Linked DNA regions of Mus musculus: regions 1, 2 and 4 are each linked to region 3. A link is a loop called in an ENCODE intact Hi-C map of the cell type or tissue named here. Cell type or tissue: heart. All regions are shown on one strand.

Evidence for each region. Peaks named below come from ENCODE experiments on the same cell type or tissue, not always from the same donor. Only the 100,000 strongest peaks of a DNase experiment are listed, where the experiment ranks them.
Region 1: it touches region 3 in a loop (4-fold over the local background); 8 of 42 quality-filtered maps call a loop at or near these places.
Region 2: a loop joins it to region 3, with 2.8 times the contacts of the local background. A loop is called at or near these places in 8 of 42 quality-filtered maps.
Region 4: it touches region 3 in a loop (3-fold over the local background); 10 of 42 quality-filtered maps call a loop at or near these places.

What each region holds. Positions count from the first base shown.
Region 1 is chr16:4,076,787-4,079,286 of GRCm38, forward strand. Trap1 (TNF receptor-associated protein 1) reads right to left here and starts at 1,024. Exons shown (of 18, transcript NM_026508.2): 1 at 907-1,024. The coding sequence starts at 994. In heart, no CTCF peak of the experiment used is centred here; a DNase peak (open chromatin) is centred at 1,055; H3K4me3 peaks cover 1,522 bases; H3K27ac peaks cover 1,871 bases.
Region 2 is chr16:4,067,518-4,070,017 of GRCm38, forward strand. Trap1 (TNF receptor-associated protein 1) reads right to left here. Exons shown (of 18, transcript NM_026508.2): 2 at 1,340-1,504; 3 at 739-821. Among named protein-coding and RNA genes, the nearest start is that of Trap1, 9.0 kb to the right of the region's middle. In heart, a CTCF peak has its summit at 1,263 (motif pointing right); a DNase peak (open chromatin) is centred at 1,274.
Region 3 is chr16:4,267,113-4,269,612 of GRCm38, forward strand. It overlaps Gm36359 (a long non-coding RNA gene), which reads right to left. Exons shown (of 4, transcript XR_875865.2): 3 at 1,362-1,521. Among named protein-coding and RNA genes, the nearest start is that of Gm36359, 16 kb to the right of the region's middle. In heart, a CTCF peak has its summit at 1,134; a DNase peak (open chromatin) is centred at 1,079; H3K4me3 peaks cover 937 bases; H3K27ac peaks cover 1,353 bases.
Region 4 is chr16:4,212,287-4,214,786 of GRCm38, forward strand. Crebbp (CREB binding protein) reads right to left here and starts at 1,118. Exons shown (of 31, transcript NM_001025432.1): 1 at 853-1,118. The coding sequence starts at 937. In heart, a CTCF peak has its summit at 1,105; DNase peaks (open chromatin) are centred at 955 and 1,975; H3K4me3 peaks cover 2,500 bases; H3K27ac peaks cover 1,989 bases.

The DNA of each region.
Region 1 (2,500 bases), 190 kb before region 3:
GACACATATACAGACAAAAGTATTTTGAGCACCAGGCACTGTGGCACACTTTAATCCTACCACTCTGGGGAGCAGAGGCAGATGAATCTCTGTGAGTTTGTGACCACCCTGGCCAGGCGGAACATATATGGTGAAACCCTGTCACCCTCCCCACACCCAATAAAAAACTGAGGTGAAGTTTGGCAGATTAGCTAATACAGAAATAAAAGGGCAAATTCTGAAACCGAAAACATGTTCCTAAAGATTTAAGCAATCGCTCACTCAAATCTGTTAAACACTGTAACGATATTTGTGGCCAAGAGAACATTTAGTGGAGGATGAGAGCGACAAAACTTCGGAAAGCCATTGGGAAGCTATGTTTATGCGAAACATAAATGTAATGAATGCCAGAAGCTTTAATATTCTTTCGCAGTTAATTCTTGACTTGAGCCCTTTTATGTAAAAATAGCTGTAAATACGTATAATTTAAGTGTATGTAACGCTAACATCTTCACTGTTACATGAGTGCGGGGTGGGAAAGTATAGATTAAGGTTATTCTCTCTCCTTTCCTTTCTCTTTCAATTCCAGGGATCAAACACGCGGAGTTCACTGGCTCCCTGAAGTCCTGGGTAACCGTTGGTTTTGCTCACCGTAGTTACCCCAGGGCTTGACTTCTGCGAGAGCTGAGCTTGTGAACAGCCGCGTGCAACGAACTTGTCAACCCAAGCGCGGGAGCGTCTGCAATCAGGACTACCAGGGACTGACGAGAGCAGGCTGTGGCTGCCCGTGACTCGGCTCCCCAAAAGCGACCACAAGGTCCTACTCCCCGCCCCACTTAGCAGCTCCGGCGCAGTGCGGCCTCCCGCCGGTCTAAGAGTGTGCACACAGCCTCAGACGCCGCCTCTGCGCTCTCGTGCCGCGCTCACCTCGCCGAACTCCAGCCAGCGCGGGGGCCCGCAGTACAGTCTGCAGCCCGCGGCCCCACAGCAACACAGCTCGCAGCTCGCACGCCATGCTTCCTTTCCCAAGTGTGGCTAACAGCCTAACAGAGTGATGAGGGGGCCTTCCGCGGGGGCGGCTCAGTGACGTCATGGCGCGCGACGGGCTGTCCAAGGCGTTGCCTGTGCGAGAACGGGAACGCAGCAAACCGCAGCGCGGGGGCCCTGAAGACTGTACTTTTTGACCTTGGATCTCAGTGACAAGGTCGCTGATCCCTTGCATTGTGCGTGTGAGGGTTATAGTGTCCCCGGCCCGCGGTGCTGGCGGTCCCTAGGCGGGAGCATCCCATTCTCGAGATGGCACTACCCAGCTGGAGTGTGGATCCACTGAAAAACTCTTACAGCAATGCCAAAACCTACACTTTGACAAATTTTAGGTTTGACTGTTATTCGCCAAAACGTGAGCTCAGTAACCAACACCTTTGGACTTACCCGTTTATTGTGACTTTCTCCCTACTGGAAGCTTGTTTGGGGATCCAGGCCACAAACCTTGTCTCTAAAGTTTTTTTTTTTTTTTTTTTTTTTGTTTTTTTGTTTTTTTGTTTTTGTTTTTCGAGACAGGGTTTCTCTGTATAGCCCTGGCTGTCCTGGAACTCACTTTGTAGACCAGGCTGGCCTCGAACTCAGAAATCCACCTGCCTCTGCCTCCCAAGTGCTGGGATTAAAGGCTTGCACCACCACGCCCGGCCCTCTAAAGTTTAATCCAAACTCCAGCCGCCTCCAGAGCAGGTCGCTTGTCCCGGTCCTAACCTCAGAGTAAGGCCCAGCGAGGACCTTTCTGACAGGTTCTCGCTTGATTCTGACACACACCAGATACATTTTCCTATGATCAGATTTTACTAAAACATTAGAGCGATTATCTAGCTTGTTAGCAGACACTAGTAGCAAGAGCAGTTAATTCCTGGATCCAGAATAGACTTGAAGTTTTGGTATAGGGAATGTTTAGTTACTGTTCTAGGTTGACAAGGATTGCTCCCACATTGACTTTATAGATGGAAAATAGATAAGAATGGGCAGATATGAGGCCAAACTTTAATACAGGCTCTGTATTTAAAGTGCCTGTTGCCCTGATAACCCCAAGAAATTGACAGAGCACTGTGTGCCTGTGATCTCAGTGCTGGGGAGACAGAAACAAGAGAATCCTTGGGTTTTGCTAGCCAACCAATCTGATTCTGATGTCCCATGTTCAGTAAAAGGCCATGTTTCAATATAAGGTGGAGAGAGCACCTGAACACCTCACAATTCCTACCCCTAACCCCCAGCCAGTTCTGCTCCTGCTGGGCCCACATCCTCCACAACCAGCCCCACCCCTGCTCCCTAGTGTCTTTTTCCATGGTCACCCTTAGATCCTCACAGTTCTAGCTTCTGCCCCCAGGTTCTGTATTACCTCCTCTAATCTGCCTGAGTCCCAGTCATCACACAGAATAGCTTCTCTTGATACTAATCCTCGAGGTTTCATTCTTTTAATTCTCCATTCTGGAATCATCTCTTCAGTCAGAAATGACATACTCAGCCGGGCGTG
Region 2 (2,500 bases), 200 kb before region 3:
GAGGGGTCTGAGCTGCCAGAGCCCACTCACTATGGATTCGTGCCTTAAAGTGCTAAAAGAAATGAAAGCCCTAGACAGTATTAAGAAAGAAGAAAAAAGCTCACAGACAGGCCAGCAAGAGCACCAAGCAGGTGAAGGTACTTCTGTCCAGTCTGATGACCTGTGTTCAATCACATGGAAGGAGGAGGAGAGGACGCACTGACTGCTCTATGAGCATCCTCGAGCATGCACACAACGCACACACAGATGTAAGAAACAGCTTTAAGAGCCGGGCATGGTGGCACACGCCTTTAATCCCAGCACTCGGGAGGCAGAGGCAAGCGGATTTCTGAGTTCCAGGACAGCCAGGGCTACACAGAGAAACCCTGCCTCAAAAAACCAAAAAAAAGAAAAAGAAAAAGAAACAGCTTTAAGTGCAAGGTCATCCTTGGCTACAAAACAACACGAGACCCTATCTCGAAAAAAACAAAACAGAAAGGTTTTGTATTCCTCTCTAACACAGGTACAGGACCGCAAGTTCTGCTAACGTAGATAAACACAAGAGCTTCAAAGCACATCAATAGTCCAGCTGAAACAGATCAAAAGTAGATCTCTATGTCAGTATTGGGGAGGGCCTGGATGAGCACAATTCCTCTTAACAGCAAGCAGAGGAGCTGGATTAGGCTTCCCCAGGAAGGGATGGGGGCAGCCTTGCCAGACCCCCTGACTGGCCCGGAGAGCAATGGCCATACATCCTACCTCTTTTTCTGAGTACAGAGAACGGGCTACGATGTCCAAAAGTTTCTTTGTCTCTGCCTGGAACTCATGTTTGGAGACAGAACCTGGTAATGAATCAAAGACACAATCAATAAAATTGCATTTCCATTTTTTGTGGGAGAACATGCCTTCTGAAATGTTTAAGGTTCTGACTTTTAAACACAGAGGAATGACTAAGAGAAGTAGACATTTAAATAGTATCTCTCAAACTAAAGGGCACGAAGCAACTCTGCAGCCATAGAGGGGTGTGGGATATCCCTCAAGGCTCCAACAAACTGTGGAGGCAGAGTCCCCACAATATGTGTGTGGGAGACTCAGGCTGGCATTAACAGTGCACAGTACATTTTTCACAAGCATTACTCAAAAAACCGACTGTAAGGAAGCCTCACTTCTCAGCATCAATAGTCTGTCCGACTCCGTCAAAAGTCAGAAGTGCAGCCCCGGGCCTGGAGATGGCCTTCCTGTCCCACATCAGTTGGGTCAGCATTCCCTTTTAGTTGGCAGCTTCTCGGGTGACCACCAGAGGGGGCAAGCGCAGTAGGTAAAAGCCAAGGGTTGCAGATGGCATGGTCTCCAGGCTTACCCCGCACTGCCTCAGTGTTGCTGATGATGGAGTGCAGGCTCTCCTCCTCCTTGTCCTCGGCTGCCTGTGTGCTGTATAACTGTCCTGCAGAGATCCCTGAAGCCAGACTTTGTGTGGGGCCCCTAAACTGGACTGTAGTCTTCTGAAGGTGCAGAACTGGCTTTCCTGAAAAGACAATCATGAAAAATGGGTAAGAATTAAGGCAGATGTCCTAGCTCACTTACATTGTGTCTAGATGTCTGGCAGAGACTACAGTGGATCTGTCCAGCCCATGCTTGTGAGGATGAAGGCACAGCAGCTGTAGCAGGTAGTCTCAGTAGCTTTCCCTTATATACAGAATGCCAAATAAATGTACTTTACCAAAAGGTACTTTACCTGATCCATGTCTAGCCAGGAAGGGACTCAGAACTGCTTCTGTAACTTCCTGGCAAGCCTGGTGGGTCTTGAAACCTCTGGCACAGAACTAGGTGTGAGGTGTCTCCACTTGGTGGGGGGATCAGCCTAAGCCTTCACTGCCACAAAAACTCTGCAGAGTCCATACTTCCAATACCACTCCTCAGCCCCAAGGGCTAGCACACAGGGCACTGGTATTGCCTCTGCCTCCCAAGTGCTGGGATTAAAGGTGTGCACCACTACTGCCCAGCCACCCTTAACTTATAATACATGTGAAGGAATAAAGAATATCCAGAAATGAGTAATTTTAAAAACAAATATATCTGGGCCAGTGAGGTTGCTCAGCAGGTAAAGAGGGGTGCAACCAAACCTGATGATCTGAGTTGAATCCCCCGAACCCACACTATGGAAGGAGAGCCAACTCCTGTTGTCATCTGACCTCCACACATGGCACCCACCCACACACACACATATATACATAATTCATTTTTTATTATTTTAAGTAATGAGCATACATGTCTCTGAGCAGGTCTCTTATAAACACCAGGGCCAGCAGAGTAACAATTCACGAGGCAAGAAGGAACTCCCCTCAACACAACTCCACAGCTGGTGCTTTCAAACTTCTAGAGTCTGACACGGGGCGGTTGATTGTAGGCATATTTAAGTATAGTACAATTTTGATAAAAATTTCCTGCTGTAACACAATGCAACACAATCCCTTGTGCACAATGAGGCATAATTACATCCAAACTTTTCTCAAAATACATG
Region 3 (2,500 bases):
CACATATCTGCCTTTGATAGGCAGCTAGGATCCCCTGTGGCAGGGTTGGGAGTATCCTCTGGGCTTAGTGTGTCTGATAAAATACAGGACACTCATTATGTCTTAATTCCAGATCTATAATAGTCTGCATATTTGAGTTTCCTTTCCTTTTCTTTCTTCCTTCCTTCCTTCCTTCCTTTCTTTGCTTTTTTGAGATAGGGGGTCTCCAGTAGCTCAAGCTGGCCTCACATATCTCCTCTCTTCCCACACGTCCCGAGCGCTGCGTTTACAGGCTTCCCTGCACAATATTTCAGATAAACTAAAAGATAACTCATGGTTGATCTGAGAGTAGCATTTAACTGAACACGCTGCACTTTTATTTGCTAGACCTGGCAACCCCTTCTGAACAGGAAATTCGAGGATCCAGATTCTAGTCTTGTGCCTCCTTAACCTGGCTGGGAACAGCGGTCGGGGTCGGTAGTTACTTTGCAAGAGTCTAGTGCAAAACAAAGAGACCCCACTCCCCCTCCTGGGTGAGGGCAAAAGTCCCAGGCTAGACCCAGGGCCTGTGTTTCTAGGTAACCTTAGTGCAGAGCCAAGACTTTGGAAGGACTCGGGTGTGTACAAGCCAAGTTAAACGGGCTTGATACAAAAGAGACCTGCAGCTCACAGTTAGGTGCTCTTCACACCGAGGGCCTTAGGACTCACTAGGTGAGAGTGAAAAATACACGTTCTGCACTACTACCCCCAAGTCAATCAGCTGGGGTGGGATCCAGATACTTGTCTTCTTAAAAGTTCCCAGAGGTCCTAGCGACCTGCCAAGGTTAACAGACTGCAGGCGTCTGGACTGCTTCCAGGGATGGTTTCGAAGCTGGCCCTGCGCGGTGGCAGGGCGCCTCCCGTTTCTGGGACAAGCGGATGTGGAAGAATTGAAGCGGGACCTGGGCCTCACCCCTATCCCGCCAGTGCCCTTCACTGCACACCTCACGCCTCTGGGACCCCAAAGAGAGACGCCGGGATCTTAAGGCAGGAGCAGTCTCGATGGCTGCCAGCGCTGGCAGTGGGACCCAAGGCTGCCCCACCCCAAGCCGACTCGGGCGCCTGGGCGTTGGGGCCGCCTGTCCGAGAGCAGCAGGCGGTCGACCTGGCTAGAGCTAGGTGGCGCCCGAGAGCACGGAGCCTGCTCCAGCCTTGGCCACAGGACAGAGATCCCCGCCTGAGATCCTGGAGGAAAGGATAATGGCACTCGGGTCACTGAGCTGGGTCGAGAGGGAGTGTGGATTTAGGGAGAGGGCCCATAGCATGAGGTCCTGGAGCTTGAAGTCGCGAGGGCGCGCTCTAGTGCACAGCATTCCCTCACTGATGGTGGGGATTAGTCTCACCTTTCATAGGACGGTGGATGGGCTCCAGTGGTACCTACAACTGGTCCAGGTTACCTCTCGTCCCAGGTCAGCTGAGCATCGCTGTTAGACATTTACTGCGTCACGCTGTGCTTCTGCACACTGTTGATTGGCAAGAAAATTACATCGCTGACTAGTGATCCTGTCACCGAAAAACAAAAGCAAAAGAAAGGGAAGAAAAAAGAAAATTACATTGTTTCTACATACAAGAAAGACATCAAAACAGATCGAAAAGAAAGTATTTCCTATGGTGTGACAGAAGGGGTCTCACATCCAGGATCTAAAAAAACAAAAAACAAAAAAACAAAAAACAAAAAAACAAAAAACATGGCAGCATCTGGAATCAAGAAGAAACACATTCTGTTGAGAACTACGTTCATATACCGTGCTTTACATTTCTGTGTTCGTGGCGTGCTTGCGTATTCGTGCTCACTTGTGGGTGAATACACATATGTATGGGTGTATGTGCACATGTATATGTGTTGGGAAGCCAGAGGTTGGTGTGAGGTGCCCTCTTCCCTGAGCTACACCTTAGAAATTGAGGCAGGGTCTTTCACTTGAACCTAGAACTCTCCAGATAAGCCAGCCCAGCTAGCCAGCAAGTCCCAGGGACCCTCCTGCTGCCATCTCACAGACCTGTTGTGACTTCCAGTGGGTTCTGGAGCGAAACTACGAGTCTTCATGTCTTGATGGCAAGCACCTGCCCACTGAACCATCTCCACAATCTTGAGGGATTTATTTTTTTAATTACAAATTTAAAACAAAGAATACATTACAAATCACTACAGAGCCCCTCCCCACCCACCCATATCCACACCCTCCGACACACACAACAGCACAGGCAGACTTTGAAGTCAGGAGTTTTCTCAAGAGCTGAACACTAAATTATTTCCTCTTGAGAAACTGGAGTTAGGTTTATGAAAATGATCTTCCCTCTGTTACCAATGATTCCCTTTTCTCGTTTCCCATTTTATTTCAAGAAGTTAAGCTGGAAATAAGAAAACCCAACAAATAATAGGAAATGACCCATTGCCTTAGGAGATCCACCATCTAACTTCAAGGAAAGGAAGGCTTATAAGTAAGTCCAACAGGTTTCCCAAAGTCACGGAGGCAAACGTTAC
Region 4 (2,500 bases), 55 kb before region 3:
TACAAGTACGTACTGGAAAAGTGCTAGCTGCGCTGAGCCGGCATTGTTCACAGCAGCATACGAGTTTATATTTCGAAGGAGAGCTTAAAAGGGGAAATACGAATAATTGGCAAGGTTATCAGAGCTGTCCAGAAGTACTCTGAATTACTGAATGAACAGGGAAGTCTTGGGTACCCGATCCGATCACCTAAGAAAGTTTGCACGGAAGCTATTTTGTGAGTTGGGGAAAAGATTTAAGATTATCTTGCTTTTCTCTTTCCCTGAAAGATTCAAAGTCCTTAATTTTTTAATTTTTCATCTCCAGTGTAAAACCATTCCAACCTCAAAGGCAGACTGGAGCCCAAATGGACTTTTAAAAGCCTGCTAGCTTCTTTTTAAGGTTACGTATGTAAATGAAAGACACCACAGCAACTTTGATGACAACTCGCACATGAGGTTTGGGGTTTTGGAGAAAAAAAAATACTAGGTGATCAAAAAAAAAAAAAAATCAAGACTTTCTAAATAACCACTAAGCGTTTTCCCAAGCAACACATTCCAAGAAACTTCTCCGTCGCAACTCGTCGCAACTAAGAAGGCAGCAGCTGTGTCCGCGACTGCACCGCCTAGAGTGGGGGGTCCGATCCTGAAAGCCCTCATTGCCTCTGGTCGCATTCTCTTACTCCAAACCTCCAAGGTCCCCTCCGCTGTCATCCCGGCCGGCCACGCGTGCGGACACTAGACCGCGCCCCCGCTTCACTTTTCCTCCCGACCAGGGAAGCGCATCCCAAGGCCCGGGACAGAGTCTCTGGCCACTGCGACCCTCAACCCCCTCCCTGCCCCGAACTCTGACAGCGAGCCTAGACCCAGCCTCACCTGTGTTGTCATTCGCGGAGAAGCCGGGCGAGCTGAGTTTGGCTCGTTTGGGGTTGGGCGGTCCGTCCAGCAAGTTCTCGGCCATCTTCACCTGCTCGCGGAAACAGCCCTGAGCGCGGGCGGCGCGACGCGGCCCGGACGGGGGTCGGGCCGGCGGCTGCGAGCAGGCGAGCCAGCGAGGAGCGAGCGCAGGAGCGCGGGCCGGGCCGCGGAGGGCGCAGGCCGGGTGGGGGAGGCGGCGGCCAAATCTCAGCCTCAGCAACAGCGCCCCGCAGCGCTCACCGCCCGCCCCCGGCCGCCGCCGCCGCCGGCCGCGGCCCCCTCATCCCCTGCCCGCCTCCCGAGCGCGACACTCCGCGGCCCGGGCACCCAAGCGGCCCGGCCGCCTCCGCGGGCCCGGCTGGCAGCGACGGCGCCCGGCCCCGCGGCTCAGGCGGCGCCCGGGAACATGGTGGTACCGCCGCCGCCTCGCCGCCACCCCCCCCCCCCGCGCGCCCCACTTAATGAATTCGCCCGCGGCCGGACGACCGGGGGGCTTTGGGCTCCGCCGCCCGCCCGCGGCCCGCCGCCGCCGTGAGGAAAAACAATGCGCCGAGCGGGGCCGCCGCCGCGCCGCGGCCCCCCCACCCCGTGCCGCCGCCGCCGCCGCCGCCGCCGCCGGGCTCCGGGAGGCCGAGACGAGAGGCGAGCGGGGCCGCCGGGGCGGGCGCCGAGGGCCGGGCGGAGCGGGCCGGCCAGGCGGAGCGGGGTGCGCGGGCGGTTGTGGGGCCCGGGACCGGCGGGGCCGAGTAGATCGCGCTCGAAGCCCCGGTCGGATCCGCGACAAGATGGCGGCTGTTGATTCCTCAATTAAAAAAAAAAAGAAAGTTTTTTTTCTTCTCTTTCCAGAGCCTGAACGGGGAGGGGGAGGGGGCGGGGCACGCTTGTACGTCACCCCCCCCGCGGCGTCACCACGCACGGCCCCCGCCCCGCCCCTCCACCTGCGCCGGCCGCGGCGGAAAGAGCCGAGCGCGCTCGGGTGGAAGGGTCGAAGGCACGGCGGCGATGCGTGAGGCGACGGGCTGCGGTGCTAGGCCCGGCCTGCGGGACGCCAAGTGCGCAGAGCAGACGGCCACTTTTGTTCTGACGCTGTCAGTAACGCGGCACGCGCGGGGAGGGCGCCCTGGGCTCGAGCCTAGACCCCCCCCCCCGCCAGGCTCGGAGTCAGCGCTGATCCGGGCCCAGCCCGTCCGGTCCCGCCCCGCCCCGGCAGCTCTGGCTCTTCGCAGCTCCTTGCTTGCGAGCCTCCAGGGTGACATCGGACTAAGAAGACGCCACCGCAACCTGCGCCTCTTCCCCGCGCCCTATGCTAGTAATGGCGAAGTGGCGCCTGCAGGTTACAGAGGGTCCTCGGGTCTGTGTGCAGATGGGGAAACTGAGGCAGGAAGGGGCAAAGCAACTTTCTCTAAGATCACTGAGGGAGAAAATGACAGGCCGAGAGTCCACCCCTTCCTTGTGCTTCCCAAGTTTGCAAGGGCACCGCAAGGCTCTTGAGCGCCCACTCCCAAGCCCAAAAACGATAGGGCCAGGTCCAATGTCCAACGCTGTCACCTGAAGGGAGAGGCTGTCAGCTCTACCTCCTGGATCTGAGATGGGCCCAGGTACCAAG